2 separate regions of the Mus musculus genome follow, and region 2 is linked to region 1. The links are chromatin contacts, found by Hi-C or POLR2A ChIA-PET in ENCODE. All regions are on one chromosome and are shown on one strand. Each heading gives the region's core, a stretch centred on a gene start or an enhancer-like site at or near the end of the contact. The rest is flanking DNA. Distances are from core to core; before and after follow the strand shown.

Region 1 (3,181 bases), core at 314-2,813:
CCACACTCGGAGGGAGGCTGAAACACAACGAATGAAATGTGTGCTGTTGGTTTTTCTTTTCTTTTTCCTTTTTTTTCTTATGAAAGACATTACCTAGGCTTGGAGTGATAAACCAGGGTTGTAATTCCATCTTTAGGTAGAGGCTGAAAGATTAGGAGTTCAGTGCCATCTTTGGCCAGCCTAAGATACTTGAGACTGCTTCAACAAAACAACGAACCAAAATAAAGTTGATTGATAGTGGGTTTTTAAAAATGTGTTTTTATTGATGTTTGTTTTGTTTTCTTTTTAGACAGGGCTCTTATATTGCAAGCTGGCCTCCCGTCCCTGCCTTCTGCATCACCCTGCTGGAAAATATTTTCTAGCTATATAAAATAAAAGTCTCCAGATATTTATTTATTTTGTTTTTTTGAGACAGGGTTTTTCTGTATAGCCCTGGCTGTCCTGGAACTCACTTTGTAGACCAGATTGACCTCGAACTCAGAAATCCGCCTGCCTCTGCCTCCCGAGTACTGGGATTAAAGGCGTGTGCCACCACGCTCGGCTCAGATATATTTTTTTAAATAAAAATATTTCTAACGTTGTATTTACAATTGGGATTTAAAATCCACCCACCACTAGGTCAGGTTCCATGCCCACTCCTTTGATTTATCTGTTGCCCTCCCTCCACTTAATACTTAAGATCATAACCTGATAGTTGTTAGAATGAGCCGAGCAACTGGAGTCCCCCAAGCCACCTTAGCCTTTCCTAACGCTAAGTCTCATAATCTTCCTAGTAGGAATGAAGATATTCTAAAGAAGCTCTTGTGCTCCTCTTTTTGATAAGACTCCAAGAAACTGGAACTTCTCCAGGAATTACATGCTGGGTGAAAGAAGGCTGAAGCCTGCCTGGTTCCAGCCAGAGGGACAGCTTTCTCTCACACATAGATTTCACACCACCTTGCAGGAGAGGCTAAAGTTGAAACCATGATGGAAAAGGTATCACACCTTGACCGAGGCTGCTTAGTTATGCACAGCAGTTGAACCAAACGTCATGTTCGGACTCTGATGATGAACTTGGTCGGAGGATGGGGGGGTCAATTGCCTCCTTTTGTTCCTTTTCCTTTTTTTTTTTTTTTTTTTTTTTTTTTTTTGGTGTTTTTGAGACAGGGTTTCTCTGTGTAGTCCTGGCTGTCCTGGAACTCACTTTGTAGACCAGGCTGGCCTCGAACTCAGAAATCCGCCTGCCTCTGCCTCCCGAGTGCTGGGATTAAAGGCATGCGCCACCACGCCCGGCTTTGTTCCTTTTCCTAAGGTGGGTTTTTCCTTCCCCGACTTTTAAGAATTCCTGTCTGTGTGGGCTACAGAGGACAGGTGCCCAAGCCTGTCCTCCTTAGGATTATTAGCTACTTAGGACTATTAGGAACTAGGCTCTGACCTTAGCTCTTCCAATACCAGTTTCAGTTGACACAGTAGCAACTTCTCCAGGGAACCGCCTCTATGGTTTCTGCGCACGCGCGCTCTCTGCTTTTTTTTTTTTTTTTTTTTCCCCCTACAGTTTTCGTCCCAGCCCACGGAACAAGCCGCAAGAGGAAAGGCTATTGGTGGAGAGCGCAGCCAATGGGCGAGCCTGTTACTAGCCTGCGCCGTGTGCGGCGTAGGAGCGGCGCTTGAGGCCTGGAAGCGTTCCGCGGCCTGCCGGGTCAGCACCATGAGCTCCATCGGCACTGGGGTGAGTCTCTCCGCGCCGTCTCTTCCAGTTCGGGGTTGAAGGCAGTGAGGAAGCCCGGCTGCGGCTCGGAGGGCCGCTGGATCCCCGGCGCTGCCCGAGTCCTGGGGACCCGCGGCCTCTGTCTCGGTGACCCCGGCTCCCGCGGCGGTTCGGGCCGGTCCTGTCCGCCCCCGTGCAGCGACAGCCCCGGGTGCTGAGTCACTTTAGTCTCATGCTTAAGGAAACTGAAAGTGGAGACTCGCGGGCCTGCCGCAGTGCGAGCTCCCCGGCTCGACCCTCGAACGGCCCCTTGCAAGCCCCTGCTGGTCGCAATGCCTCGGCCGGATCGCCGAGTGCGTCGTGCGGCCGCCGCCGGCCCATGCAGGTGCTGCGGAGCTGTGTGCTGCGGTGCTGCTGACTCACAGGCCTGCCCGGGCTTCCCGGACGGAACCTAGTTAGTGGACGTTCCCTGGAAACGGGACACCACCTAGAAGAAAGGCTGGATCTCATGAGTCCTTGCCTTTCCTTTGCGTTCTGCTTTTCGCGAACAAGCTATTTTAAGCGAGTCTGTAAGCATTTAAAGGGTTATCTATGGGCCTAAGCGCCTCCGATTTGTAAGGAGTATTGAGGATTTGCGAGCTGGACTTTAATTTGTTGGGGCTAAATACACCCAGTGTGTGCAGCGATTTACCCCACCTTTCCTTTGTCTCCATATAGAACTACTTAACAGTCTCGATTATTTGCAGTAGAGGTAATGAATGAATAATGCGTTTCTTGGTTATCCTTGTTTCCCCCATTATTTTGATGCTCACCAAGTGTGGTGCACCCCTTTAATCCTAGCACTTGGGAGGTAGAGGTAGGAGGATCTCTGAGTTCGAGGCCAGCCTGGTCTACTTAATGAGTTCCAGGACAGCCAGGACTATGTAAAGAGACCCTGTCTTTAAAACAAAACACGCGCGCGCGCACACACACACACACACACACACACACAAACAAAATAAGATTTGCTGCTCAGAATTAAACTCGCATACTGTGTTCTTATGCTTAGAATTAAGTGGTTACAAGATATTAATACTATGTAATACTTTTGGGATAAGTGCTCAATAATATGTCTCAGCAAATTGGCTTTGCAGTTGTAGTAATGTTATCCTCTGTCAGTGGTCAATCCATGTGGAATATTTTAATATGAAAGTAACCCTGAGTTTTAGGAAGTTTCACGGTTGAAGGCTTGTTTTCTGGCTGTCTTCTAAGAATTGTAAATACCAGTATTTGTCAGTCATTTTGGGCCATTTGGTTTTCTTTTTTTTAACCCCTACTGCTGGGCAGTTGGGAAGGCCAGCCGAGGGCCTCAAGAGCTAGTAGGCAAGCACTGAGCCCCAAATCCTATATTCAATTAAAGAAAATAGTGAGTGTGTGTGTGTGTGTGTGTGTGTTTGTAGGGGGTGGGGTTGAGATAGAGCCATACTGGCCTAGAACTCTGCATCTTTCTGTGTC
Region 2 (3,181 bases), core at 344-2,843, 37 kb before region 1:
ACATTGTTCACCTCTTTTCGTTTCCATCCTCGCTCTAACCCTTCCTGTGCCACACCTTTGCTCTCTCAAATCGATGGTCTCTGTTTCTTTAATCTCATTACACACACACACACACACACACACACACACACACACACCAGCTTGTGTGTGTCTGTTTATGAATATCATGGTTGGGTAAGACTGGTTTCCCTTCTTTGAAAGCTTGTATGGAGCCTTCTGGTACCATGAAAGCTAGTTCTCAGGGAGGAGGCTTTCTGGTTAGAACCTCTGGGTCCTCTGTCTAAAGTGCATGGTGTCTTAGCAACAACGACTTATCCTCAACCTCTGCAATGCAACTAAGAGCAACAGCAAAGCTTGTTTGGGGAGTTTCTTGGACATCTCTGACAAACTGCTCAAACAGCATCTCCTTGCCCAGTGCTGGGATTTTTGTTAGATGACTGTGAGAAAATGTCTCTTTTGCAGACTGTCTGGACAGTTTTTTCAGTTGGGTCAACATTCTTTGCTTCCAGCCAGCAAGAGAAATAAATCAGGGTTTTTTTTGTTTGTTTGTTTTTTTAATGTACTCTTAAATCTTTCTTTTTAAAAAATACTCCACAAGAGGTTCCATTCAAACATCTGAGATTATTAAGGAATATATTTGTTTTGTGTTCATTCTTTTTTTCTTTCTGCTAAAATAACCACGATATTCTCCTTATTAAATTTTTATTTATTTGTTCTCGATTTCATGTATATGCTTTGATCATATCTTTGCATCTTGCCACCATGACACCTGGTTTCTCCTCTTCTAGAAATCCAATCAATCTCCCCAGCAACAGGCAAGAACTGCTGTCTTAGTAACTATTCTATTTCTGGGAAGAGACAACATGACTAAGACAACTCTTATAAAAGGAATCGTCAATCGGGGACCTGCTTACAGTTTTAGTTAATGATGGGGGGGTGGGGTGGCGGGCAGGCATGGCAATGAAGCAGTAGCTGAGAGCTTTACATCTTAATTGCCAGGCAACAAGGGTCCGGGGTGGGGGTTGGGGGCAGAGGAGGCAGGGAGGAGAGAGCTGCGCCTAGTGTGGGCTTTTTAAACCCCAAAGTCCACTCCCAGTGACACACCTCCTCCAAGGTCAAATCTCCATATCCTTCCAAAACTGTTCCAGTCCTCGGTGACTAAGCATTCAAACAGATGAGCCTAGGCGCGCGGGGGGGGGGGGGGGGGGGGCGTTCGCATGTAAACCACCACAAATACTGCTGTAATTAAGGAGCATTTCCGCCTTCCCAATCCAAGTTTTGAATTTAGATCTTAGGATCCTTTTCTAGAACTGCTTCGGGGAGAGTGAAAGCCAATCTCTTCTGAGCAGACTCTATCTTGTGTGTTCATTGCGGCGACTAAATGTCATGATAAACGACCAACACAGAACTGGAGAATGAGAAAGCGATCTCAAGTTCCTGCCTCCCCTCCTAAGCCGCTAAAAATCCTTACTACGCCGCGCAGGCGCCCCCGGCCGCTGAGCGAGAGGACCCGGGAGGCTCCGCCCCTCTAAGGTGTCCGGCGCGCCTGACCGCCTCGGCCTCCGCGACGTCAGGCCTCTCCTTGGCCAGCCCGGGTCCTCGGCTTTGTGAGGACCCCGCCCCGCCCCCGCGCTGAGGCAGCCCCCCCGCCGGGCGGACCACTTCACCCTCTCTACGTCGGTCTCTCAAAGATGCCGCTCTACGAGGGCCTTGGGAGCGGCGGCGAGAAGACAGCAGTCGTGATCGACCTAGGAGAAGCTTTCACCAAGTGAGTGGCCATGGGCGGCTGTGGGCCCGAGGGACGTGCCGGTGGTCCCGGACTGGCAACCGTCTTTAGGCCCGCTGGGCACCCGGGACCTTCCCCCGGCGATCCCGCGAATGCTAGCTCACATCGTTGCCTTAAGGCAAAGCTCAGTCCACACTCAGTGATGAATGTGTTGTCAGGGAGGACTCTCTTGGGCAATGCGAACCTGTAGGATCTGGTGGCCTGAGTGGGATCTGGACTCCTAGAGAAGCCCAGGAAGCTCGGGGAACGGTGTCCCCCACCCCACCCCCGTCTAAGGTGATCAGGGGCCATCACTTTAACTTTTGACAGCGATGACCCAGATTGTGCTTGCCTCTGGCTGGGTCAGATTGGAAGGAAACCATCGAATTGTAACGCTTGCTGACTCTTTCCACCATAAAACATTTATGGGATGGAGCCCCATTGGTTCTGGAAATAGATTGTTCTCCAGGAGTGTAGGAAATCAGCTATGGAGCCCTGGCACATGAAGACAGGAAGCCGCATAGAAATGAGACGGGAAATTGTTGGTTACCTTATAATACTCTTAGACCCACATTTTGCACTTTAAAAAAGCAGTTTGTAAGCACGGGAGTAGTGGTCCTCGAAGTGGCAGTCAAAGGTAGAGATAGCAAAACACAAATTCACAAGCCTTGGAACATCTGGACAGTATGAGAGGATGCTGGACGGTTTTAAGTTCTTTGGACCATCCATTTAAGAGTCCTTGTATTGGACTCAAGAACAACACAGAATTACATGACATATATGTATATATAAAGTGATGTTGTGTATGAAATACATATTAGGCTCCAGAAAGCTGAGAGTTCCATCATATATACATATTATGTGTTTGAGGTGAAGTTATATATGAAACAGATGTGTGGATTATTTTTGCATATTTTAAACACTTCCTAACCTGTAATAGATGTTAAGCAACTATTAAATAAATGGTCATAAGAACAGACTTAAAAATTGGTCCTTAGAAGCTACAGAATTGGATTAAACATAGTTCTTGATTATCCTCTCCTTCTCTGACTCTCCCATATTCATCTTACTTTTTTAAAAAACATTAATATAATAAGTAGAGATTACTACCTGAAAATAATTATTGTGGCTATACATTGAAAATATAAATTATTATATAGGGATGTGATTGAAGACAGAAGGACATAAAAGTTTTCAAAGGCAGAACTTAAGCTACATCATTACAAAGTCCTTGAGGACTTTGAGGAGCACTGAATATAAGTAACATTGAAGTGAAAATGGAGAGAGATGTCTAGGCACAGGGGAACAGTGCCCAGGCGGGGGAAGAAAAAAAAAAAAGGTGTGATTTCCAATATGGTCATTTTAGCAACCTTTTTTCCAGCACAAAAGAAATGTGGCACTGACTACTAATTTTTC

What was found. Hi-C counts contacts between places; a loop is a spot of excess contacts on that map. ChIA-PET counts read pairs that join two places held with the same protein, here RNA polymerase II (POLR2A).
Region 2: a loop to region 1 is called in a map of left cerebral cortex, with 9 times the contacts of the local background. The contact joins the promoter of Actr10 here to the promoter of Psma3 in region 1. A Hi-C loop is called at or near these places in 5 of 37 maps with a recorded cell type or tissue (gastrocnemius, heart and left cerebral cortex). POLR2A ChIA-PET finds 5 or more read pairs at or near these places in 3 of 5 experiments (Patski and embryonic stem cell).

Annotation. Positions count from the first base shown.
Region 1 is chr12:70,973,060-70,976,240 of GRCm38, forward strand. Psma3 (proteasome subunit alpha 3) reads left to right here and starts at 1,564. Exons shown (of 11, transcript NM_011184.5): 1 at 1,564-1,708. The coding sequence starts at 1,688.
Region 2 is chr12:70,936,264-70,939,444 of GRCm38, forward strand. Actr10 (ARP10 actin-related protein 10) reads left to right here and starts at 1,594. Exons shown (of 13, transcript NM_019785.2): 1 at 1,594-1,768. The coding sequence starts at 1,692.